Regions from separate parts of the Homo sapiens genome. Here region 1 is linked to region 2. Evidence: chromatin loops called from intact Hi-C (ENCODE). Cell type or tissue: heart left ventricle. All regions are shown on one strand. Region 1 overlaps LTBP1 (latent transforming growth factor beta binding protein 1). Region 2 overlaps LTBP1 (latent transforming growth factor beta binding protein 1).

Region 1 (8,000 bases), 81 kb before region 2:
GAAGAGGGGAGTGCGGGGAAGCCCAGGAACTTTTACTGACGTGAAACTCCGAGTGCATTGTTACCGAGCTGCGGGTAAACACAAAAGGCATTTCTGCCTGGGGCGTAACCTTCTGCGCGCAAACCCAACTGCTTCTAGAAGATGGGCGTAAACTTGAGGTCACTACAGTTTAATCCCTCAGCATCAATTAAACTCTGCAACTGAGTTTTAATTTTGGTCTAGCTAATGAAAAAAATGTTTCGAGGGCGGGCTAGCCGTAAAGATCCAGCTCCTGTTCTGTGGCCTGGAACTTTGCAGCATCAGAGAAATCATGGGCTTGGACTTCGCTGCACCTGTGGGGTCTGCTTTCCTGGGGTGGGGTGTCTTGGTATTGATAAAAGTTTTGGTTGGAATGTTTCTGTTACTGGGCGCTCATAGTGCCTTCCCGTTGTGGGAATTCATCTCAGGTTGGGGTGTAGGGGAAAACTTGTTTTGCTTAGTTGGCATGTTTTTTTCAGGGGTGATTCCAGGCCATGTGCCCTCACTCCTTTTTGGACAGTTCTCTCTGAAACTCATTTCCAATTTAAAATGTTGGCCCAGATAATAGAAAAAATAAATTTGGCTCTACTGTAATTTGGGGGTAAGAAAACCATTTGTTGGGCCCTGTTCTCCCTTCCTGTATAGCCCTAGGTTTATGCAGGCTTTTTGGTTCTCCCAGCATTCCCTGATATATGTATGGGCCTTGCCCCTCTGCTTGGGCAGCTTTGGGTTGGGCATCCAGGGTACCTGTTAGGACTCTCTCTCATCCAGAGGGTTGCAGAAGCTGGAGGCTGGCCTTTCTGGAACATGCTGGAAGCTTGGGTTCTTGGGAAGGGGGTCTTTCTGCTGCTGGACTCAGCGATCTTGCTTTGTTTCAGGGTCAATGTCTGTGGAGGGCGGTGCTGTCATGGCTGGAGTAAGGCCCCTGGCTCCCAGAGGTGCACCAAACGTAAGTTGCCATGTTCACAGTGGCCCTGCACAGTAGGCAAAGTGGGGGGAGGTGTCCACATGGGGGCATCTCACAAGGGCCACTTGAAAGGGCTCGGGGGAAGTTGAAGTCTGAAATACAATCCACCCAGGCTTCATTACCACCTAGGAAGGGCTGGGTCAGGGTAATGTTAGTATCAATGCCAGCAGCAATACATTGTACAGAACCGTGCTGTGCATCCAAGACTTCTCTGAACTCAACAGAGATATTCATCATTCTGGCACATCTGTGAATCAGGAGCTAGGAAAAAAATTTCCATTTGAGGATATGCCATATGGCAGAACCAATGTAATTAATTTGAACATGATACCAACAAATGAAAGACATTCTTTACGGTGATGGCAGGAGGGGCTTGGGGAGTAGAGGGCCCTGTTCTGGAGTACAACATCAAAGTTTTTATAGCTTCCTGAAAACAGCAACCAGAATCCTTCATCCTTGAGGCCTGATGGTTTTCTAGAATGCACTTCTCTGCTGCTCTTCAGAACTGATGGATGGGGTTCTCTGCAGTGCTTCTGCAGTTCACATGCATGCCCAGCAGTGTTTTTTAAAAAATGTGTTAATGATGCATACAGATTTCAGAACACTGGAAAATTTTTCTCCTATGCATTGTGAAATTAAAGATCAGATTAAAATGTATTTTGAGGTTCTTCTTGACGAATTGATGCTATCGGGTGCTCATTGGACATAAAGGAGCCTTACCTTCCCCCTCAGAAAAAGTGAAGCATTCTTAGTTGTTCTTTGCATAGAGATTGAGGCATTCCCATGTGGATTGGAATTGTCCAAAATTTCTGCTGCTTGGATTTTAAAATACAGGTGGATGAATTTTAAAAATTTTGGATACAGTCAATCTGGTGACCTTGTTTGTTGAAAATGTCTTCAATCCTGAAGGAAACAGAAGGGTTTTGGCATAATGGCCTTACTTTTGTAAAAAGGGAAATGTCCACAGGTTTTATGATGTGTTATGATCAAGCAGTAATTGCAGACATGAACAGTCTTCTGACTATTGAACTCAAACCACTAGATCAGAAATGCTCAGGGTTCTAGGCATTTTAGATTAAGTCATAATTTTTCATTTTGTAACTTCTTAAATTATACTTGTCAGAAATGTGTTAGCATTTGTTTAGAATTTAGCATTGCTCAGGCCAAATGACATGTCCCCTCTCCCCTCAGTAACTCATTCTGTCCAAAACCTGCTATGATATGGTTTGCCTGTAACATGGAGATAACTCGTCTGTTAACAGCACCACTGCAATGGGATATTGCTGAGTAAAGGTTAAAAATACGGAATAGGGCCTGGTGCGGTGACTCATGCCTGTAATCCCAGCACTTTGGGAGGCCAAGGTGGGTGGATCACTTGAGGCCAGGAGTTCGAGACCAGCCTGGGCAGCATGGCAAAACCCCATCTCTACTAAAAATACAAAAAAATTAGCCAGGTGTGGTGTTGTGTGCCTGTAATCCCAGCTACTGGGGAGGCTAAGGCAGGAGAATTGCTTGAACCCAGGAGGTGAAGGTTGCAGTGAGCCGAGATCGCTCCACTGCACTCCAGCCTGGGTGACAATGACTCTGTCTCAAAAAAAAAAAAAAAAAAAAATTACCCAGACATGGTGGTGCATGCCTGTAATTGTAATCCTGGCTACTCAGGAGTCTGAGTCAAGAGAATTGCCTGTACCTGGGTAGGGGAGATTGCAGTGAGCAGAGATTGTGCTGGGCGATGCAGAGAGACTCCATCTCAAGAAAAGAAAAGAATTCAGAGCAGGATTTTACAGATAGGCAGAAGCTCCTTGATGCCTGTTGGAGAGAATGCTCAAAGGCTTTAATAAGTTTGCTTGGCAAATGATGCAATTGAGTGCTGTCTCTGAAAAGAGGATAGGCCCCCATTTTCAGGTTGCTTGGGGAATTCGGGGATCCAAAGATGTTCTAGAAGATCCCAAGATGTTCCAAATCTTGGGGAATCTCTTCATGGCTTCCTGCTTCTGCAGGCAAGAGAGGCAAAGAAGTGGGTGCCTAGGTTTAGCTGGGTTTGCCCCCTGGTAATCCAGAGAGAGATCACAGAAGACTGCTGGTCAGAAAAATCAGTGTTGAAGTTACTTACAGGGCTCTAGAGGAAGTTGCTATGTTGGTTTAATCTTACGGTACCTACAACCAATGCTTCCAGCATTTGGCTTAAGTTTTCCTGCTGGCTTCTAAGAGGTAGCCCTTGGACAGTACCAGCATCTAAGCAATGTGACATCACTTTCCTTTTCTGTGGTTTTCAGCATTCAGAAGATTAACCTTCCTGTACTTCCCAGTTTAACAAATGAATTTAGGTACAAATGCTAGAAACTTAATTCACAGCTCTCTTCAGAAATAATTATGTTTTTAAAAGGCATGCTGGGGTAGGTCAGCGTGCGATCCAAAATAATGTATCTCTGAGGTGGATATTTAAAAGAGGGGACTTACTTTGCATGTGTCTGGGAGATCCAGGGAGCTGAGAGAGCCTTCTACCTTCAGATGGGACCACTGGGGCTCCTGCTGATGCTATAAACCTTGTGTCCATGGCTGAGTAGTGTGATGCCAGGAAAGACCCCCGGCTTTGGGGTCAGAAGACCTAAATTCAAATGCTGCAGCCCTCACTAGCTGTGTGGCCTCAGGGAGTTCACTTGACCTGTCTGGCCTGTATTTTCCCACTCAGAAATGACTGTGCTAAAATCTTGCCTTCTTTATAGGATGGTTGCAGGTATTAAGATGAAAAAAAATGGGTATGAAAGCCTTGGTGAAACCAGAAAGATTAATATTAGAGATTAGTATTGGATCAAGCCAAGTAAATTCTATCTCCTTTGTCGATGATTTGGTTTTCTTCTGTTTGTGGTTTCCTCCTCTCACTTCCTTATTATGCGGAGATTGAACAATTACACTTGGGTATGGTTTATTACACATAAGAATACAAAAACCAATGATACGCCCACATGAAGTTCCCCCTTATAATAGTCATCATAAAATATGCATGGACATTTAAATGTATAACCCAGGATGTCTTCTAATTGTCATTACATGTTGAAGATAATGAAGAATTTGAGTTTATATAGGTCATGTGCAATTGATGCGAAAAAAATTTCTGTGTAAGAGGTTGGAAGTGTTCATGTTGTTCAGTATTTGCCTAATCCAGTGAAGAAAATAAGGTATCCCTTTGAGAAAGCCTGGATTGTTTTTAGTTGATTGAAACCTAATTTAAATGGACCATGATCAAATGCTTCTGAAGACTAAAGATTTAGTGAACCTTAAATTGCAAATCAGAGAGATGTGAACAAGCAAGCGGCAGACTCACACAAGGGCAAAGAATGGATATGTGCACTCACCAAAGTGGTCCTCTAGGCTGTAGCTGCCCAGTCACAATGTAGAGATGCCTGGTTGCATGTTAATGTTCCTTTTCCAGACACCATTTGTATGTGGATCCCTAGGAATCGAAATTATCGTGTGGGATGTGTCATTTTAGTTAATATTGGATGACTCTTGATAGCCTTACCTGTTTTGGACAAAAGAGATGGAGAGATGGACCACATTTGTGCTCTTTCCAAGGAATTAACACTTAAAGGAATGTTTTGTGGGTTAGGGACTTTGTCTTCCAAGTGGGGCATTAAACCCCTGATGTGTAACATTTTTGCCTCCTATCATTTTTGTAGTTTTTTTTTTCTGCGCCCAAACTGAACCTCCCCCCATGCCCTGCATTGGTTCTGCCAGTCTTTTTGCCCCCGTCTCAGGGTAAGTGCAGGCCAGACAGAGACATTGCCGGTAGGCTCAGCTTTAATGAGAAGACTGGACACGGGAATAGGCAATACAAAAGAATGAAAGAGAGGAGAGTGAGGCTGGGCTGGCAGGGTTATGGGGTAGAGGGAAGAGAGATGATGGCAGATACGAATCCAAAGCGGGTGCCTGGCACATTGCAGGCCTTCCATACACGCATGGATGGTTCTTTCATTTACTGTTTAGCTTTTACCATGTGCCAGGTTCTATGAATAGAGGAGAAACACAGCCAGCTGTAGGGAGTGCAGGTCTGTTTTTACTCACTTAACTCGTGGCACATCAAATGACTTGTTCTCTCCTTAGAAAGAAACAGAAAATCGATATTCCATTGCTTTTCCATTGGCATTCAGCCCATGCTACTTTTGGGGAAAAAACCCAACTCTAGACATTTTCCTTAAATTATATGCAAAGGAGACAGAGTCACATGCACCCTTGGTGCTCAGAGATGCAGTGGTGGATGGCATCATCCAGGAGGGTGTGATGTGGCTGGAGTTCAGGTGACCTAGAGAACGGTCTCAGGCTGTCCCCCATCCCTCTTGGCTTGGCATCGTGCTTGCCAAACTTGGGAGTCGAGCCCAGAGTGATTATATATTTTTTTGTATGCCTGCTATGGCCATTGGCAGCTGCTTTGCCAATAGATCTGCAGTGAGGTTTACCATGACAACTGCTAGGAGGGCCACCCCGGCCCCCATGTGGGAGGGTCAGCTGGAGAATCTTGTCATGTGACACAGACAACCTCGGTGAAGAGAGAGGAACCCAGAGGTCAAGTTCACACTAGGTCAAATATGTGTTCTCGAGACTAGTTAAAATCCACATTTAGGAACCATAACACTGTAATAGTGCTTAAACCTTCATGATGAAGCCCTCCTCCGGCCCATGGGCCTGCTGAGGATGCCGCCCGCCCCCTGCCTGCTCTGCTTTATCGAAGTTTTTGCTGCCCAGTGAACCCTGGGCCCTTAGGAAGCCTGACTTGTTGAAAAGACCTTTGACAACCACAGGGTTTTGCTGTTTCTGACCCTGTTATTTGTTGTCTTGGATATTTCAGACGTACTCAAACATGTTCGAGAGCTCAAATTAAATTTTCCTAAAGTGCAGATTTTGCTTCCCAGTCCTTCCTAGCAATGAACAGAGGCGACTTGGAGTGTGAGGGCTATGTCACCACCCTTTTAATACGGACCAAAATCAGGTCCAGCAGAGAGGAGCTGCCGATGGGGTGGGGGTAACTTGTGTGGTGCTGTGGAGCTTACAGAGAGCATTTTCTTGATCTTCACACCCTGTAGTGTCATTGAGGCAGGGATGCTTTATTAACCCTATTCCAGACAGTGGGGCAGTGCTCAGATGCCACTGCAGATCTTGTGGCTCTTCCTACTGCCCTGGGCTTCCTGGACATCCAGTGCTGTGACATTCTTTCTTGAGGTCTTGGTCTGAAAACTGTCCTGACAGTCCTCAGTTATCTGGATTGGCTTCCACTGCCTAACTTCACATCATGATTTTCCAAGCTATGTGAGTTTTCTCGGGCTTCTGTAACAAGTTCCACAAGCTGGGTGACTTAGAACGATAGAAATGTATTGTCTCACAGTTCTGCAGTCCAGAAGTCCAATGTCAAGGTGTTGATAGCGTTACTTCCTTCTGAAGGCAGTTCTAGGCCTCTCTCCTTGGCCTGTAGATGGCCGTCTCTTCCCTGTGTCTTTATACATTGTCTTGTGTGTGTGTCTGTCTCTGTGTCCAAATTTCCCCTTTTTATAAGGACATCAGTCATACTGTATTAGGGCCTCCACTCCCCGCCCCCCCCCACCAATGATCCCATTTTACCTTGATTACCTCTGTAAAGAACCTATCTCCAACAGTGGTCACATTCTGAGGTACTTGGGGTTAGGACTTCAACACTTTGTTTTTTTTTTTCTAGGGGGAGTACAATTCAATTCATGATGTAAGCCTGCAGATGCCTTGCACATAGGTTGGAGAGATGGGCTATTCAGAGTTGGCTCATTCCTGGGGCACTTGGGAACCCTAGCAGCTGACCCAAGGATGGGTGGGCGGGGCTTTGACTGGGCCCCTGCCACACAATCTGTGACTGTGGATCTAATTTGGTTACTTTTCTACTGCAGCAGCTCTGGCTGCTCCAGGGGGTGTTAGGAGAGATGAGGAATTGGCCACAGGTAATTTTGGTGATGCCTCTGGCCATTTTTACTGGGGCTCTTTTAAAGAGATTCTAGGTTGGTGTTTCTTACACATGAATGTCCAGCGGGACCACTGGAAGGGTTTGTTAAAATGTTGAAAGTTGTTAAATTCAACAAATTGAATCAAAATCTTTGGGGTTTTTAACAAGCATCCCAAATCATGCTGATGGAGGTGGCCCACAGTTTGAGAAACTGATCTGGAAGGAACTCAGTCCTGGGCAATATTTATGACCCTTTATGTGGGAATTTAAAGGCCAACCTCAACGCTTAGCAATTTAGAGAAACCTCTCAAGCAAGGCAGGAACCCTCTAAACATTGGGATAGCTCGGATTTGAAGAATGTATATACAGTCAAAGATTGCTGCACATGCAGTTTTTACATCCAGTTTTTCTTTAGTTAGTTGAATGTTTGAAGTATATATGTGTATTTTTGGGAGAGCTGGAAATTTGCAAAATTGTTGCTGCATCAGTGATTATGTAGAGTGCCTTTTAAAAAAGATTTAAACACTTTGGAACAGTTGGGTGTTTTCTTCCACTAATTTTTTTTAATTACAAAATTTTTAAAGTTATATACATGTATATTTTTGCGAGAGCTGGAAATTTGCAAAATTGTTGCTGCATCAGTGATTACATAGAGTGCCTTTTAAAAAAGATTTTTTGGAACATTTGGGTGTTTTTTTCCACAAATTTTTTTTAATTACAAAATTTTTAAAGTACACACAAACATAGAAGCTGCCCATCAGGGTCATGTTTTTAAAAGCTCCCTGATGTGGTAGTTAAGTACAATGATTTATACATAAAGGAGAAACTATGGTCTTATCTTTCTGTAAATGCGTGTTTTACTAATGGTTTCCTGCTTTCTTAGTGGAGAGAAAATATTACATAATTTGTTGGTGTGACACAAATTGGTTGTTTTCGTACTTATGGAAAAATACATCAGGGTTGTATTTGCAAGCATACCTCAGATATGGAGGGTTCAGTTCCAGCAAATATCTCAATAAAGTGAGTCACAAATTTTTTGGTTTCCCAGTACAT
Region 2 (8,000 bases):
GAGATTGCGCCACTGCGCTCCAGCATGGGCAACAGAGTGAGACTCCATCTCAAAAGAAGAAAAAAAAAAGAAAGTTATTATTTGAGCATAATGAAAAAGAGAACAAAAATTAGGGACAACTTTCCCTTCCAACTTTCCAGAATTTTCAACCGGTACAAACCATAAAGTTTTATAACTGCAAGTGTCTGAATGCCTGGCCCACAGTCACTCAGCAGGGCTGCAGCAGAGTCATGACTTGAACCCAGGCTTCCTGACCTTTTGTTCCATGTTCTCCTTGCATCGTTTACATGTCAGTGTCTGACTCCGCTTAACAAAATAGTGGAAAAATACTTTGCACAGTATTTTTGAAGCCCCAAATTCAAATAAAAGGCATAAAGAAGTGAAAAATTGTAGTTATTTTATGAATTCTCAAGTAAACCACTGTTGTTTGACCAGAAATTGTTTATTTTCAAAACAATAAAGATTCACCTAAAACATATTCTGTTTCATGAAGGAAATGTGACAACCTATTCATTACAGTCAGTTACCAATATAGAGAGCTGTTCCCAAATGTTTAGAATTAGCTGGACTGTCTACTGTAGACACAGAATTTATTTTTTAAAAAACTCTCTTTCCGAGAGTTTCAGTGCTTTCAGAGCACTGCCTTTTGTTTCTTTGCCTGACGTTGGTGTTTTGCCAAGTGCTGGTATTTGGAGGTTTGATGGACAGCATTCGAAGTGAGGCATCAGTCTTCCTTAATTTGTTCAAAGCCTCTTTATGCAGCAGCTAATCCTTCCTAATTATATTTCTAGGAAGGATGTTCTTAACTCAGACGGGAAGAAGACATAGACATTTTGACATTAGGATGCACTTCACTCCAAGAAAAGAAATTTGAAAGGAAACACTCTCCCAATTCCCATTCCTTACCCCCTGGGCACAAGCAACCATTTTCCCCTGCCCCATTTATGAAGCTCTTTTCTCTCCCTCTCCATTCCTCTTTCATTCCTGTGGCTCCTATTTATCTCCTGGCTTAATGAAGCTATTTTGAAGGAGCTAAAAAAAATTCAGAAAAAACCATTTCCGTGTAGTGAGGCAGGCATTTCACACCTTAATTGCTTTAACGTCTTGAAAGGTGAAAGGTGACCTGTGAGTCTAAACAGTTGGAAAATTTAGTGTGCATATTTGAAATGCTTTACATAAAGTTGAAACACTTCACAGTCTCCTTGATTAATTTCTTTGTTGCCGTGCTGCTTTGTATTAATTTAATTTAGTGACTTTTATGTGAAAGTAAATATGTAAGTCAGTGGCATTATGTTTATTAGATTATTTTCCTTTAATATTTTAAGCAGACTAAATGCGGCTTCTGTCAAATGAGTCTTTAATAAATAAATTGCTGTCTGTGAAGTCTTAGTGGCTTTGAATGGTCTTATGAAGTGTGATCTTATCACCTTATGAAGCAATTTTGTGTTTCTTAGTTTTTTTTAGTGAGGTTGAACATTTTCCACATTTTTATAAGTCCTTCATATTTTTTATGTGGATAACTAACATCTTCACACCCTTTTCTGTTACATGTGCTTATAATTTTCTTTAATTTCTAAGAGCTCTTTTCATATTAAAGATTGTTTTTATCAAATATTTAAGAATTCTCCAAGGGAAGGTACTTTTATGCAAAAAATATTATTAGTACTCTGGTTTTTTTTATGCTCAAATTTGGAAGAAACGTCTTAAATTGGATTGTAAAAAATCCCCCCTTGTCCATGAGGACAAGAATACAATCTGTTACTCATTGACTGGGTAATTTATTTCAGAATTCTTTGGTCTTCTGAGAGGCTTATTGACTTACACAGACATAAATCGTAATATACTACTGAACCATCTATAACTTTCCAAGTTCTCTGTGCATTTCTAACTGGTTGCGTTATCTCTGGTTCACCATAGTGAAGATAGAATCTCAGTCCTCCTGGCCCCCAGAACACAGATTCTCAATAGTTGATTCATTCATTCCATCAGCAGATATTTACTGAGTGCCATCCACATACCAACTACTGTTCTAGGTACTCCAATTGGAGGGATCAGGCTAATGTGTCTGCAAAATACTGAATAACATAGCATAATACCTAATAAGCTGCTAAACTATGTGGTGCATAGTATAAATTCTAATGGCGAGTAAGGAAGGGGGAGATTGGCAGGGGCTGGAGGACTGGACTAAAGGAACATTGACCAGAGTTGGAAGGACTTGGAAAAGTGAAGGAGAGTCTGGCCTTTAAATAAATAACAGGTGGACGATAGGGTGGGAATGATTCTCCTGTTGGGGAATTGATCTCTTTGTGGGGATTGAAGAATAGCAGGAAATGAGATTGAGTGGGCAGGTCCAATTATGGAAAGCCTTGACAGTCAGACAGAGGAGCTCTGTGTAGGGCTCCGAGGAATATGAAGATGGCTCTGATAGTCACTGAAGAAGTGTCAGGCTCACCCTGGAAAGCCAGGTCAGGTGGGGTGCTAAGAGAGTGTGAGGGAAGGCCTGGGAGGCTGGCTGCTGGGCAGATGAGAGAGAGGGAGGCCTAGAGGAGCTGGCCCTGTGGAGTGTCTGTCTTGCACAGGGACTTGAGAGGAGAGGGATCTGATTCCCTTTAAAACAGGAAGGATTCAGACTGCCAGTCAAGAAAATAATTCCTTTGGATTCGGGTTAAGGAATTATGTGTAGTCTAATGTTGATCTCTCTCTCTACCTATGTTAAATGGAATGATATGTAATCTTATCCTCTTTAGGAACAGGAAAGTAGGGGATATCATTGAAGGCTTCCTGTTCCTTATTACACTCTATCCCTAGACTCAAATTCATCAACCCATAATCAAAACCAGATTTGATTTCCTTCTGTGTTGATCAAACTAACACATCATGCTCTGTAGAATAATCAAGGTCTTTTTTCCTGTTTCAAATGTTCAAGAGTTTTCTACCTTTATCTTTGTTGGCTTTATAGCTTTGCCATAACTACTTTTTGTTATCTCTACCCCTATCGATATCAACTTCCGTGTATCTTCTCTGTGTTTTTCTTGCTACACTAGGAGTGATCCACTCACCTATATTCCTCCTCCTTTAGGTGACAGAAGTCCTACATCTTGATTATCCTGTATTGGTGAACTGGAAAGGAACCTTGGGTAATCACACACAGATGTATAATAACCAACAGGTTGTTAGGCTCTAAATGTCTTCCTAGCTGGACTGCATTCTCATTAGTTATTATTTAAAATAATATAAAATAAGTAACAGTATGACACAAAAATTGCATATGTATTTGATACTATTAATAAAGCAGTTTTTGTTTCAGACTTATATTCATTTAATTTAGCTATTAAGGTCTAAAGTTGCTAGGAAAGTTTTTGTGATTTGCTTTGTGAAGTAGTGTAGTAACATGCTGCTTGATAAAAATAATGGTAATTGCCTTTCACAGAATCAGAAATGCTTTTCATACCTAGTGAGGAAATGCTATACTTCTTTTAAAAAACTTACATATCCATATCAGCTTTATGTTCAGATTAATTTAGGATGTTCATAAAAAACAAGGATTTGATCAAGCTCAGCTTTATGTTCAAATAATTTAGGATGTTCATGAAAAACAAGGATTTGATCAAGCTCCATTAGGAAGTCTTTGACAAGAAACCAAAAGAAATGATTGGGACTTTCAATTTCACATGTATTTGTTGAATATTTACTGTGTGCCAGGCAGTGTGCTAGCAGCCAAACTAAATAGTCTTTAGTTTCAATGAATAATTGATAACTGGAATGTTTCTTCCATCATTTCTAGTGTAAGTGGTTTTTTTTTTCATTTTTAGTAGAGAGCTATATTTTCATAGGACAAAACATGTAATACTGTCCCCTCTGTTGATATTAAGTCAGATATTTTATCTGTTCAGTCAAAGCCCAGTTCTGGTGTTAATGGGCCTGGATTTAATTAATTAAAGGATTAACTTACTGTATCATTACCTGTGTGCACCAGGCACCCTTCTGAATTGCAGACAGCATGTAGGAAGATCTAACTAAACTTTAACCTTACAAGTACAAACCACTTCTAGGTGTTCTCAGGTGTGAACAATCAGATGCAAGCGGGAAAGAGATCAGAAACACTGACAATAATAATGCATGAAATAATAGCTCCTGTAGAGTTTTAGAAGAAAGGGTTGAGCTGACTATGGTGGGGGAAAAAAGGGACTTTTTTTTTTTTTTAATGTGTGTGATGTTCTACAGAAACAGCAATCTGAAAGCTAACTGGCTGCAGCTGGATGGACTTTCTTTTGTATGGAGACGCTGCCTCTAGTGTTTAGGAAAAAATGCACACTAGAAAATAGTGCAACATTATGGTGCCATCTGTCTTGAAAATGAATTATTTTTTATTGTCTGCTTTATAGTAGTTCCCAGACAAAACTTGAAAAAACTTCAACTAGCTTTGGTGCTATTTTGCGTATGGACAGTTTCAGCAGGCAGAAGCCTTTAAAGTTGTATTTCAAAGCGCCTCAGGAGTTATCGATGTGATGTGATGAGACTGTTTGCCATATAAGCCTCTCAAGAGGCCACAGCCCTAACCCCCTCCCCGGCTCCCTGGGGGACAGGAGAGCAGATGGAGTCGTGTTTGCATCATTCACCGTCCTAATTGGGTTTGTGACTGGCTGTTAGGGCATCTTTCTCTCAGATGGCATTTTCTTCTTTAATTCAAAGTTTCACTTTCTCCTTAGCAGCGTTCTGGATTGTTTTTGAGGGAATGATGGCATGGATACGCAAATCTACAGAGTTAGAAGAAAGAGACGAGACTTGAAGGATTGTTGTTCTAAAAAAAAAAAAAAGGCTAAAATGCATTTATTTCTCAGACTTCTTTAGAATAAGTGCAAATGAAAAAGAATACTGAAAACATTTTCAGAACCCATGAAAACACTTGTCGGTATTAATATAATTAAGGTATTTAAGTTTAAATGTTTAAAGCTGATCTTTGAGGTGTTTTAGCTGGGCTTCTACTTGAAATTTTGTAGTGTGAATGTATATCAACTATTTATAAACTAGCTGAAGGGAGTTAAGCTATTAATGTTTGGATTTTAAAATCTATAAGGATCAGAAAATGGGTTTTGTATTCCATATCATCTAGAATGATGACAGGCCTGGAAGCATAGGACAGAGCTGGCACATTTTCAAAGGAATTCTTCCCTGGTCTGGATACTATAATGAGCACAACTGCATTTTGGTGGATTTATTATATACAGTACACAACATATATAACCATTTGGAAGTTGGGTTTGCTTTCTGGTTAGAGGTGCACTGGTTATAGCTGATTATGTATAGGGTTTGAAATAGCATCTGGTTAAAAATTTGAGGGGCTGACATTTCCTCTCAGAGACTGGTGAAAATGAATAAATACGCAATATGGAAATATCCATGCCAATCAATTAGTAGAAGGGTTTAAATAAAAAAAAAAGGATGCAATTTGAACATTTACGATTATGCCAGTGGGCAGCAGGTGGCAAGCTTTGCTTTTCAATGTTCTTCAGTTTTATTTTTATACCGCAGAATGCCAAAATTTGAAGAGGGGGGTTTAACTCCACTGGAATATGTCATTTCTTGGCAGTGCAACCTCGAACCACCTTCTTTGCTCATTGTGCATAATTGCCTTTCTTTGGATGCCGTAGCCGACCCTTGGTTCCCCTTGTTGCCGATGGATAGGAATTAATTCATATGAGCAATGTTCTATTCTCTTGTGATTTTAGCAACACGTTGCTAATGGAGAAAATAAATTAGAAACAAATGAGTTTCTTAAAGCAGTCCTTGTATGATTTATAAGAGATTTTCTTGTGTAGTTTTACTTAGTTCTAAATGACACATAAATTGCTTTTAATTTAAAAAATTCTAACTGGCTATATACCTTGATATGGAGATGAGAAGTAAGCAAAACTGCGTAGAGTTCCATGAAAGTGTTTTGAAAAATTAGAGAGGAAAAACACATTTTGAGACCAGAATAGAAGACCATTATCTTTTCATAGGCTAAACTGTGTAGTCAGGATTTGAATTTTAAATCCGGAAAAGAGAGCAAGCTTGAAATGGGAGTGATGGTGAGGTGGACACCAAATTATTTTATAGTCTACTGTATTTCTTCATACTTTCTAGATAAAAAATTCTTTTTGGGTTGTTTTATGCATTGTGAGAAATTCGGAAGAATGGAGAAGAATGCAAAAGCATATCAAATCACTGTAAACATTTAATAGTCTACAAATATTTAACACTTGCTGTGTACTCAATTTTTTGTAGGCCGTTTGTTAGAATTGAGTTCACATGGGGTATAATTCTACGTTCACGACTTGACATTCTCAACCTCAGTTCAGCATTTTTTCTTTTTAGAAAAGAGATCGTTCATAATGATTATAATTTACAACACACATATTTTAAAGGATAGTAATAAAAAAACCCAAACTGTTGTACCCACTACGTAGCTGAAGAAATAAAAACACTGTTGTCATTATCTTAGAGGCTCTTACGTGGTCCTTGTTAATTCCTTTATCCTTTTTTCCCAGAAAATAATTTATATCAGTTATTTCCTGCTTTTCTTTATAGTGTTACCACATTTTTAGGTATATCTGGATACTGTGCTGTTTAGTTTTTGACTTTTAAACAAATGTCATATTGTTTGTATTCTTCTGAGACTTGCTTTTCTTGCTCAAGGTGTTTTTGACATTCTTCTGTAACAGTGGCTCTCAAACTGGAGCATGAATCAGAATCGCCGGTGGAGGGCTTGCTAGATAAAATACGGCTTGTTGGGCCCCACCTCAGAGTTTCCGATTTGGTGGGTCTGGGGAGGGGTGGAGAATTTGGGTGGCTGACAAACTCGCAGGTGGTGCCAATGCTGAATGCTGCTGGAGGGGTCTGCACTTTGAGAACCACTGATTAAAGCTGGGGATTCTTTTACTTTTTACAGTAGCCCATTATGTCAGTATACTACAATTTATCATTTCTACTGATAATGAACACTGGGTTGTTTTTAGTGTTTTGCTGTTACAACAGGGTCATGATGAACGTTTTTTTTTTTCTTTTTTTGAGACGGAGTCTCACTCTGTCACCCAGGCTGGAGTGCAGTGGGGCAATCTCAGCTCACTGCAACCTCCGCCTCCTGGGTTCAAGCTATTCTCCTGCCTTAGCCTCCCAAGTAGCTGGGATTACAGGTGTGTGCCACCATGTCTGGCTAAGTTTTGTATTTTTAGTAGAGACGGGGTTTCACCATGTTGGCCAGTCTGGTCTTGTACTCCTGACCTCAGTTGATCCACCCACCTTGTCTTCCCAAAGTGCTGGGATTACAGGCGTGAGACACTGTGCCCAGCCTCGTGATGAACATTTTTCTACAAGTCTTCTGTTGCATAGTTTAAAAAGCTTTTTTAGCATGCAATAGAAAAATATCAAAATGCTTCCCTCATATTAAGGGTAGGTGTTGTTTCATGAAACTTTTGTTTTTGGAACACACACTGCTATGTAAAATGGCTTTCTTACAGTGAACTCGTCAAAAAATGCTTAAAAGCCTCTTGTCCAGAGTAGTTACATTGATCATGCTTTCTTTATAAAATGGGATCCATTTCTATCTCATTGCTATATTTTTCTAGATTTTCTTCTAAAAGCTTTTTCTTTCACATTTCCTGTAATGTACCTGGAAATGATTTTTGAGTATGTGTGATTTTTTTTCCATATGGCTAACTTATTGTCTTAGCACTATTTATTGACTAATTCTCCCCCTGTCCCTCTCATAAAAAAAATTATAAAAAACTACCATATCATATATGTTTCATTCAAGTTTCTAAATATGTAAGTCTGTTTCTCCATCCTCTATCCTACTGTGTTGGTCTTTTGAGTATCCTTAAGTCAGTGCCATGCTACTGAAAGTGCTGCAATTGTGTAGTAAGTCTTGGAAGGTGTAATAATCATCTGTGTCTCTTGTGCTGGGTTCTGGCTGATTTCTTCTAGTTTATTAATCTGCTATTCTGTTATACCCACTGTCA

What was found. Hi-C counts contacts between places; a loop is a spot of excess contacts. Peaks named below come from ENCODE experiments on the same cell type or tissue, not always from the same donor. Only the 100,000 strongest peaks of a DNase experiment are listed, where the experiment ranks them.
Region 1: a loop joins it to region 2, with 2.7 times the contacts of the local background. A loop is called at or near these places in 45 of 110 quality-filtered maps.

The regions. Positions count from the first base shown.
Region 1 is chr2:32,947,979-32,955,978 of GRCh38, forward strand. LTBP1 (latent transforming growth factor beta binding protein 1) reads left to right here. Exons shown (of 34, transcript NM_206943.4): 2 at 897-967. Among named protein-coding and RNA genes, the nearest start is that of LTBP1, 5.0 kb to the left of the region's middle. In heart left ventricle, no CTCF peak of the experiment used is centred here; no DNase peak of the experiment used is centred here; H3K4me3 peaks cover 1,277 bases; H3K27ac peaks cover 1,717 bases.
Region 2 is chr2:33,029,426-33,037,425 of GRCh38, forward strand. All of the region lies in intron 3 of LTBP1 (latent transforming growth factor beta binding protein 1), which reads left to right. Among named protein-coding and RNA genes, the nearest start is that of LTBP1, 86 kb to the left of the region's middle. In heart left ventricle, CTCF peaks have their summits at 4,316, 4,518 and 5,467 (motif pointing right); no DNase peak of the experiment used is centred here; H3K4me3 peaks cover 866 bases.